2 separate regions of the Mus musculus genome follow, and region 2 is linked to region 1. A link is a contact called in ENCODE Hi-C or POLR2A ChIA-PET data. All regions are on one chromosome and are shown on one strand. Each heading gives the region's core, a stretch centred on a gene start or an enhancer-like site at or near the end of the contact. The rest is flanking DNA. Distances are from core to core; before and after follow the strand shown. Region 1 holds the start of Rps19 (ribosomal protein S19). Region 2 holds the start of Zfp428 (zinc finger protein 428).

Region 1 (4,402 bases), core at 827-3,326:
CCCCAGAATGCTGGGGTCTTCCTGTAGCTCAGCCCAGCCCCCTCAGCATTGCCTTGGTCTCTCAAATTCTGGGAATACAAGCTCACACCAGCAGGTCTGGCCCCAAACTGCTTCTGCTCCAGAAGTGCTGGAATCAAAGGCAAAAGGCACCTGGCTCGATTCCATTTCTTGCTAACCCCATCCTGCTTGGGACACAGCTCAGTGTCTGGCGGGCCCTGGATATGGCAGCCTCCCCCCACAGCAGCTGTGGAAACTAGACAACCAACCCTGTCCACAGCAAGTACACCACTCTACCCAGAGAAACCCAACAGTCTTCCTCTCGCAACTCCACAGCCGCCCTAACCTACCACCTGAAGCACTGTCAACACCACTGCACGCTTGCTTCCAAGAGGGGGTGTGAGGTGCACACCTCAGCTAGGCCTCACCACCCTTCCCTACATCACCCTCCTTAAAAACGTGCTGGCAGGTGGAAGCACCGACCTTTTCCCACACTGTGGAATTGACCTTTTGGTTTTCAGAGGCTGTGTTGAGTCATGGTGGTCCCTGTGCCCATGCCAAAGCCTGAAACAAAGTGGATCCCGTGGACATTTAATATTAACTTATAAACTGCTTCACGGTCTTAAGCGAAGAGGAACTTACTTCCCACGACCAGGGGAATTCTCAGGCAGGGCCCCCCCCTAGCAAAGGCCTGGCCATGAACTGCAACCCTGGCACTACCCAGCAGAAAGAATCCTGCTCCCCTAAAGACTAGAGACAACAGGATGCACAAAGCACCCAGGCAGGATCCAGAGAGACCAGAGGGGCACCCCAAAGTTTTCTTTGGGCACCAGATCTGTAAGTTTCCTTTATAACAGGAGTGGCACTCCCGACCACTCAACCAAACAGGAGTTGACAGTTGTTCAAATCTAAATGCTATAACCGTGGACACAGAAAGCTGTTAAGACTCTCAAGTAAGCAAAATATGGACACTCATTTGCCCTCAGATTTCCTTTCTAGTTTAAAGCTACAGCTATTCAATAATGAGGTCTGTCTCCTGGTGTAGATGGGAGGGGAAGACAGGGTCCCTGCCTGGGGTCGCCCAGGTTCCCACTCCCAGCCAAAGCCTCAGTTCTTACCAGCTCGTGTGTAGAACCAGTTCTCATCATATGGGGCAAGCTCTTTATGTTTGGCCAGCTTGACTGTGTCCACCCATTCGGGGACTTTCAGCTTCCCGGACCTAGAACCAAGAGAATTGAGAAAAAGCACACTTCAAAAATTTCCAAAGATGACTTCAGATCTACTAACCTTTAGCAAGTTAACAAGGTTGGGGGAAAAAAAAAGCAAGAACGAACAGGTTAAAAAGGAAGCATGGTCACCGTAGGCCCAATTCAGAAAAGACCCCCAGCAAGTGGCCAGAGGGATTAATGACACATTGGGGTCACAGCGCACAGGGGTCAGGCCTCAGTTCCAACAAACACTTACTTTTTGAGGAAGGCTGCCAGAGCTCTGACGAACTCCTGCTGGTTAACGTCTTTTACAGTAACTCCGGGCATCTGAGGAAGGGACAAGCATGCCGAGGTCAGGCTTGGTGCAAACCCCTGACGTGGGTCCAGGTCAACACCAACCCTGCTCGTCGCCAGTCCACCCCAAAGCCTCAGCATCCACCCAGCCTCATGTCCCTGCAACTCGGCTCCTGCAGGTCCAACAGAGTTGCCGGGTGCACACGCCACGCGGATCGCAGCACCGCGGCGTGGTGACCGCGTGGGAGAGCCCTCCACACCCCGCTCCCTCAAGCCCACGTTCCGGGCGTCCCACTCACCCCTCCGCTGCCCACCTAACCCTCCGGGCTCCCGGATTGCGGCGATCAGGCATGTCCGGGCCTGCCGCTCGCACGTGGCCGCGGCTCCAGAGGGCGGAGCGACCCCGCGCCGGGCTTCCCGCGGTCCCGGCACGAGCTCTTGGGGCCAGAAAGCCCGGCCCCGTGGCCCCGCGCACAGCCGCGACCCAGAGCCCTCACTCACCGTGCGGCCTCCGCGCTGCCAGCCAGGGGAAAGGGAACGACGGGGTTTCCCGGGCGCACAAGTCGGGCGTCGAGTCTCGCGAGATTTCGGAGTGCTCGCGAGAGCGGCTAAACCAGAGGGCTCCGCCTTTCTGAGGGCGAATATGGCTTCATCTCCACCCAAAATGGGCGGGTCTGTAAGAGGAAGGGGTGGAGAAGCCAAGAGAAGGGACTCGGGAGGAGGATAAGGGATCTGGTTCCTCTTTCCGTTTCCTTGGGCGTGACCGGAGCGAGCTGGGGGAGTCGGCCTTCATTTGAGCCTTGTGTGTCTGGCGGGAACAAGGAGGCGGAAACTTTTGAGGGCGGAAGTGCGGGCGAAGTTGAGCGCGCACGAAAGGAAGGCGGGATTCAGCGCAAGACCCTGCTTCCTGGCCGGAAATGGGAATAGTTACGGGCGGAACCGTGACAGGCAATCCAGGGAAAAGGCACTATGACATGTGGCCACCACCACCTTTTGTGCTAGCATTAGCATTCGCGAGACCAAGAGATACACGGAAGCCCCACCCTTCTTTGGGCGGAAGTTGCTTCAGCTCCATTGACGCTCGCGGAGAGGAAAGAAGGCGTTGGGAGCGGGGAGGAGATTAGGGCGGGGACAAAGGGGTAGAGGCGGGCCCTTGGTGGAGGTTCAGCTCCGCCATCTAGTGCCGGAGTCTGGTTGTTCAGACCGTTAGTCTCCTCGTTTGCCTCTTCTGAGTCATCCAAGCTGACCTGTGCAACTTTATTATATCTGTACCTACCCACCCACCTACCTGCCTATCGTTTGTTGTTTTGAGACAGGATTATCATTAATTTATTTAGCCAAGACTGGCCTGGGACTTTTTATCTAAGGCTGGCTTTGAACTCATGATCCCCCAGCTTAATGCTACGGGAGTGTGTCACTACGCCAGGCTCTCAGTACCTCCCACTCCCACCCCGCAGCGCAGCGCATAAAATATTTGAGGTTGTGTTGCATCCAGACAAATATTATTTAAGATAGAAAAGAGAGGAGGGGCCGGGCGTGGTGGCGCACGCCTTTAATCCCAGCACTCAGGAGGCAGAGGCAGGCGGATTTCTGAGTTCGAGGCCAGCCTGGTCTACAGAGTGAGTTCCAGGACAGTCAGGGCTACACAGAGAAACCCTGTCTCGACCCCCCCCCCCCCAAAAAAAAAAAAGAAACGAGGGGCATTGTGATGGTTCGCTCACTAGGTAGAAGTTCTCCCATACGAGCCTGATTGACCTGATACGATTCTTTGAACCCATCACGGTATAAGAACTAACTACAGAGTTTTGTCCTCTGACTGCCACAGGTGCGTCTCAGAGAAGGGTGTATGTTCACATATCGCACCCTCTTTATACACATACTAAGACTTAAAATTAGAAAAAAATATTAAAAAGAAATGAATTATCAATACATAAGTGAAAAGTTAAGCCAGTTTGAGGGGCCGGAGAGACAGATGGCTCAGCAATTTCAGAAAATCTGACTTCAGTTCCAAACACCTACACTGGAGGGTCACAGTAGCTTGTACTTTCATCTCCAGAGGATGACATGTCCTCTTCTGGCTTCCTCGGGCACGTGCACTCATGTATGTACATATGCAGACACATACACACAAAAGTAAATTTAAAAAAACCTTAAACACTTAAATGGCCTGGGCATAGTGATGCACACCTACGGTCCTAACACTCAGGAGACACAGGCAGGAGGATTACAGCAAATTCGAGGTCAGATTGGTTTACATAATGAGTTCTAAGGCAGCCAAACCAGAACAGCACCAATACAAAAACCATGTATGCGACCAGTAAAGTGCACTTCTGGGGATGTCTGTGAGTGTGAGGACGCTGACAGAATCAATGGATTCACAAATAGGATGCTGCTGGTGAGAGGCTGTGGGAGGTGGAAGATGGGCTTAGCTGGAGGAATGGTTAGAACTGGGAACTCTTCTTCTCTTGCCTGGGGTCTCTTATCTGTGTGGTAGTCCTAGCTCCTCAGCAGGACACACCCAGCATGACAGTGATTTGCTCAAGGACATGGGGCCATGTGGCAATAAACCAGTCCCTTTCCAAACTGAGACAAATGAATAAATCCTTGGGTTGTTTCTATCTGGCATTTGGTCATGGTGACACATGACACATGTTGTGTCAATGGGGATGAATCCTGTGGTAGATGCATGACTTTGGTGTAAGGTCGATAGAGACGCTATTCGAGGAGTTAATATGAAGAAACCTTTTTTTTCCCCATTACTTTCCAGGTCAGCACACACAGCAGTGGGTTCCACCATGGTATTTTCACGCATGTGTGTCTTTTTACACTGTGCCCGCTCATGTCCCCTTGACGCTCCTGCTGGTTCCCTTCCTCCAGCTAGTGAGTCCCTTCTATTTCTGTTC
Region 2 (4,402 bases), core at 661-3,160, 380 kb after region 1:
TCACCCTTGCAAAGCTCACCTATAACCATCCACATTGCTCCTTGGCTCCCATAATTCCTGTTTCTCTCAATGCACACGTTTCTTCCTCCTACTGCATTGTGACAGGACCTTGCAAGACCAGGCAGTGTAGGACTAAAAACAATACGGTTTCCACTCTCCTTTAGACTCTTACTATACAGTCCAGGCTGGCCTTGAACTTGCAATCCTCCAACTTCAGCTTCCCAGGTTCTGGGGACAATAGATATGGACACTAATAATATGGCAAAGCCTGAATTTAGGGCCTGGGGGCACAAACAATGGTAGAAAGCACACTGTTCAAAGCCCAAATGTCAAATTTGCTGTTGGAGGAATGCGGCTGGAGCAAGAGGAGGAGGTGGCATCATTGGATAGGGAATTTACTAAAGACACCTAGATACTGGATCAGGCCTTTGAAGGACCGAGAAATAGTGACTGGCAAGGAAGAGCTCTCATGATTAATCATCAGATGTTGGGCCCCTCTAATTCTGTAGTAATACATTATTTTTGGAAAAACTCGCACCATTCAGCAAAGAAAAACTGAGGACAACTGGTTGTTTCTATTTTAAATATTTAATATATGTGTTCCATGCAACAATACCTAGGATTAGCCATTCCATAAACCCACTCCCCCTTCTTTTTTTGAGATCTGATGCCCTCCCCAAAAGGAAAAAAAAAAAAAAAAAAAAAACAGGTCTAGAATAGCGAATCCTCCTGCCCCAGCAGGAATTATAGGCGCGTGACACCACACTGGGCTTTAACTATTATTCTACTTGACCATCACAGCAAGGATTGTTAGGACTTTTCTTGGGGGTTTACTTGGGGACAGCCATCCCTCTCCAAACCCACATTATATAAAGCTTCTTCCAGAACGTTCCGGATATCAAGTGGAAGCATTAGGACAGGTGGAAGCCAGCTGGGCGTGGTGATGCACCTCTGCGAACTCAGCACTTGGTAAATTATAAATTCTAGGTTGTACTCCGCGATATTGTGGGTCCAAAACCCAGCTACATGAAACCGTATGCCTCAGTTCCCTCAAAAGCAGAGTGGCCAGGACCCCACCCACACATACGCCTCACAGTGCGTGAGTGAACACAATAGATACCTTTCCGCACAACGCTAGGTAGGACTGGGACTCGGACAAACCCCGGTACCAAACAATAAAGATCAGCTCCCACAATGCCCCGTGACAGCGTCCCACGATGCCTCGGGCCTTTAACGACCACCAGGCACCCAAACGCTCCTTGCCCCGGGGCTTCTCACAGAAGGCGTGTGCGACGAAAAAAAAAAAAAAAAAAAAAAAAAAAGTCCCCTCCAGGAGCCCAGGCCCTTCCCAGAATGCCCCAGGCCCAGAACGCCTGGCCCACGGGCTCCCACAATGCCTCGAGGCGAAGCTGTGCTGGGTCCCGAGCCGCGTGCTGGGGAAAGCAAGGGACTCCCGGGCCGGTCACTCGGCCAAGCGGCCGCGGGCTCCCGTCATGCAGCGGGGCTGTATCGCCCGCTTCCCAGCATGCCCCGCGGCCCCCCCCAAGCTCGGACACTCACCGACGCCGGCGGCCCCGGATCAGGCTCGGCGGTGGCGGCTGCACGCCCGGGCACTGCGCCTGCGTTTCGGGAGGCTAGGCGAGCGGGCGAGCGAACGGGCGAACGAGCGAGGGGCGAGCGAGGGGCGCGTGCGCGGTCAGATGGACCATTCCCGGAGGTCGATGGGAAGAGGGGCTCAGAGGATGGCGAAGGCTGTAGAGCTCACGCCGGCGGGGGTGGCGGGCTCTGCCGCTCACGGCCCCGCTAGACTTGGTACAGTCTGCGGCCCGAAGGGTGAAGAAGCTTTAAGAATCGCGCGTGCGTGCGTGCGCGGTAGAGCGAACGCGCCTTATAAATAGTGGATGCCTTGGAATGAGGGGGGAGAGTGGGGGCCTAAATACTCGGCCCGGATCCCCCGGGCTGGAGGCTCGCTCATTTGCATAATCCTAGCGCGGGACAAAGGAAGGCCTCCCGCACTGGAGGATGTGATTTGCATATTCCCGGGAGAGGCTGTTCTTCAGAGCGCAGTGATTAGCATATGGATGGGGAGGGGGGGGGCACCTGGAAAAATAAAGCGCATGCGTGTAGGGGACTGCAGACTTAATCGTGGTGGGCTGGCAACCTTGTCCCGAAACTACCGAAGGTCTGGGACCCCGTTCACGTCCCTGTCACCTAGGATAAATTCCTGGACAGCACGTGGTTTCTGCGTTGCGAGAGATCTGAACCCCCAGTCTAAGGAAAACGAACCACATTTGATTAGACAAATACTTAGAACTGTCAAGACCTGGAAGAGAGAGAGGTAGACGGCAGGAGGCCGTGGATGCCAGAAACGCCTGCCCCAGCTCGAGGTTCTGCAAGGGCTTCCAAGGGCTGATTTTTAAGCCAGGTCTGAACTGGAGCCAAGTAGAATGCCAAAAAGCAGAGGGAATAGCTGATGCAAATTTCCAGAGGCAAAGTAGTGCTTGCATTCTTAGAGGGAGTCAAGGCAGCTTTTCCGTGGAGCACAATTAGAAAGTCTGCTATAGGTGTTTGCTTTTTTATTTCTTTTTTTGTTTTTCTTTCTTTTCTTTCTTTTTTTTTTCTTTTTTGAGGCAGAGTCTCATGTAGCTCAGGCTAGCCTCCAACACCTGGGTCGAAGAAAATGACCTTGAACGCTACCTCTTGAATGTTGAGATTACAGGCATATGGCAGCCAGCCCAGCTCCTGTGGGTAATTTTAAAGGGCCATAACTTCATGCTGACTATTTGTAGCCATCCCTACAGCCCTCTCCTTCCCGAATGCTTTTATCACTAGCAATTTAAAACTCTAGAGTCCCATTACACCACAGAAAAGGAATAGTTGTGTTTTGCTTTGTTTCTGAGAGTCTCCTTGTGTATTCTGGAACTCACTCTAGCTCCGGGTGGTTTTCGTCAACTCCCTGCAGTTCTCCTGCCTCAGCTTCCCAAAGGCTGGGGTGGCAGGTATGCACCTCCCACACCTGGTCTCCCAGTCAAACTTGTGTCCCTGACGCCTCTTCTGGACCCACCCACCGTTTTATCTGGTCCATATCCCCAGCACTTCAAACACAGTAATCCCTTTGCTGTCTCAGGCTTTGATCTTGCCTTTCGATTCATCGGGAAAACCCTTTGTCCCTGCTGCTCCGAGCTCACTCTCTCCTGGTATTGATGCCAATCCGAAGGGCCTTCCTTGATGATACAGCTCCTGCAGATTGAGTGATTTAGGGAAATTGACACAGCACTGGTCTCAATAAATGCAGCGCTCTGGGTGGAAATGGGGTGGAGGGTGCCTGGGGCTTTGGAGTTCTTTAAGTCTCCTCACTCTGCATGAAAATTTCCATAACAAAATAAAACAGTACCCACCCAACCCCCCACCGCCGCACGCGTGTGCGTGCGTGAGTGTGTATGTGTGTGTGTGTTTATTTTATTCAGGCAGGGTCTCACTACTTAACCCTGGCCTGGAGTTTACTATGTAGACCAGGCTGGCTGCAGATATCCACTTGCCTCTTGTGCTGGGAATTAAAAGTGTAAGCCACCACCACAGGAGACTGATTGACCCACCTTCCTTTCTTTCTGAAACAGGAGCCTAATGTGTAGCCCAGGCTGTCCTCAAACTCACTCTCCTGCCTCAGCTCCTTGAAGGCTGGAATTTTAAGATTTTAAGCATATAAATATTAAGAGCCCTCTTTACAATTTAAAGCAAGCTTTAAGCTTTTCTGCTTGGGGGGTAGGGGCACACAGTCTTGCAGTCTTGCTAAGTAGCTAGGAGTGGCCTGGAACTTGCTCTGTAGAGCAGGCTGCCCTGAGCTTCTGCTCGCTGAGTGCTGGGCTTCCAGGTGTATCCCACCACGTCCGGCTCTGAAACTGTTCCCATTGCTGCCTAGATGCGTCTGTTTCCTTCATCAAAGTTTCACAAAGGTCAGAGTACAGTGACCTTTTCACCTTGAGCCCTTAAAGCCTAGAACAGGATCAAATTTCAGATTCCTGTTAAACTGAAAAAAACAAAACAAAACAAAACAAAAAAAAAAGCCTCTTTTGTGTTTGTGTGTGTGTGTGTGTGTGTTTTATTCACAAATTGCTGGCTGTGGTTGGATCAGCCTGTAACCCCAGCTTTTTAGAAGCTGAGGCAGAAGGGTTACCGGAGTTCAAGACCTGCCTGTATTATAGTATAAGATGCTGTCTCAAAACGAAGAAACAAACAAACAAAATCCTCACCACGCCTCTCACCGCCCCCCTCCCCAAAAAATCCCCCAAGTCTGGGATTTTGAGGAAGAGTGGCTGGTGGTTGGCCTCTCGGAGGTCTGGCTCCTTCATCTTCCTGTGTATCAGCATCCACGGTGCTCCACCCCAGCGCCTGCATCCCCCCC

The links. Hi-C counts contacts between places; a loop is a spot of excess contacts on that map. ChIA-PET counts read pairs that join two places held with the same protein, here RNA polymerase II (POLR2A).
Region 2: a map of gastrocnemius shows a loop between it and region 1 (2.9-fold over the local background). The contact joins the promoter of Zfp428 here to the promoter of Rps19 in region 1. A Hi-C loop is called at or near these places in 1 of 37 maps with a recorded cell type or tissue (gastrocnemius). POLR2A ChIA-PET finds 5 or more read pairs at or near these places in 2 of 5 experiments (Patski and embryonic stem cell).

What each region holds. Positions count from the first base shown.
Region 1 is chr7:24,882,266-24,886,667 of GRCm38, reverse strand. Rps19 (ribosomal protein S19) reads right to left here and starts at 2,076. Exons shown (of 6, transcript NM_001360119.1): 1 at 2,001-2,076; 2 at 1,462-1,532; 3 at 1,116-1,216. The coding sequence starts at 1,532.
Region 2 is chr7:24,504,595-24,508,996 of GRCm38, reverse strand. Zfp428 (zinc finger protein 428) reads right to left here and starts at 1,910. Exons shown (of 3, transcript NM_146183.2): 1 at 1,561-1,910.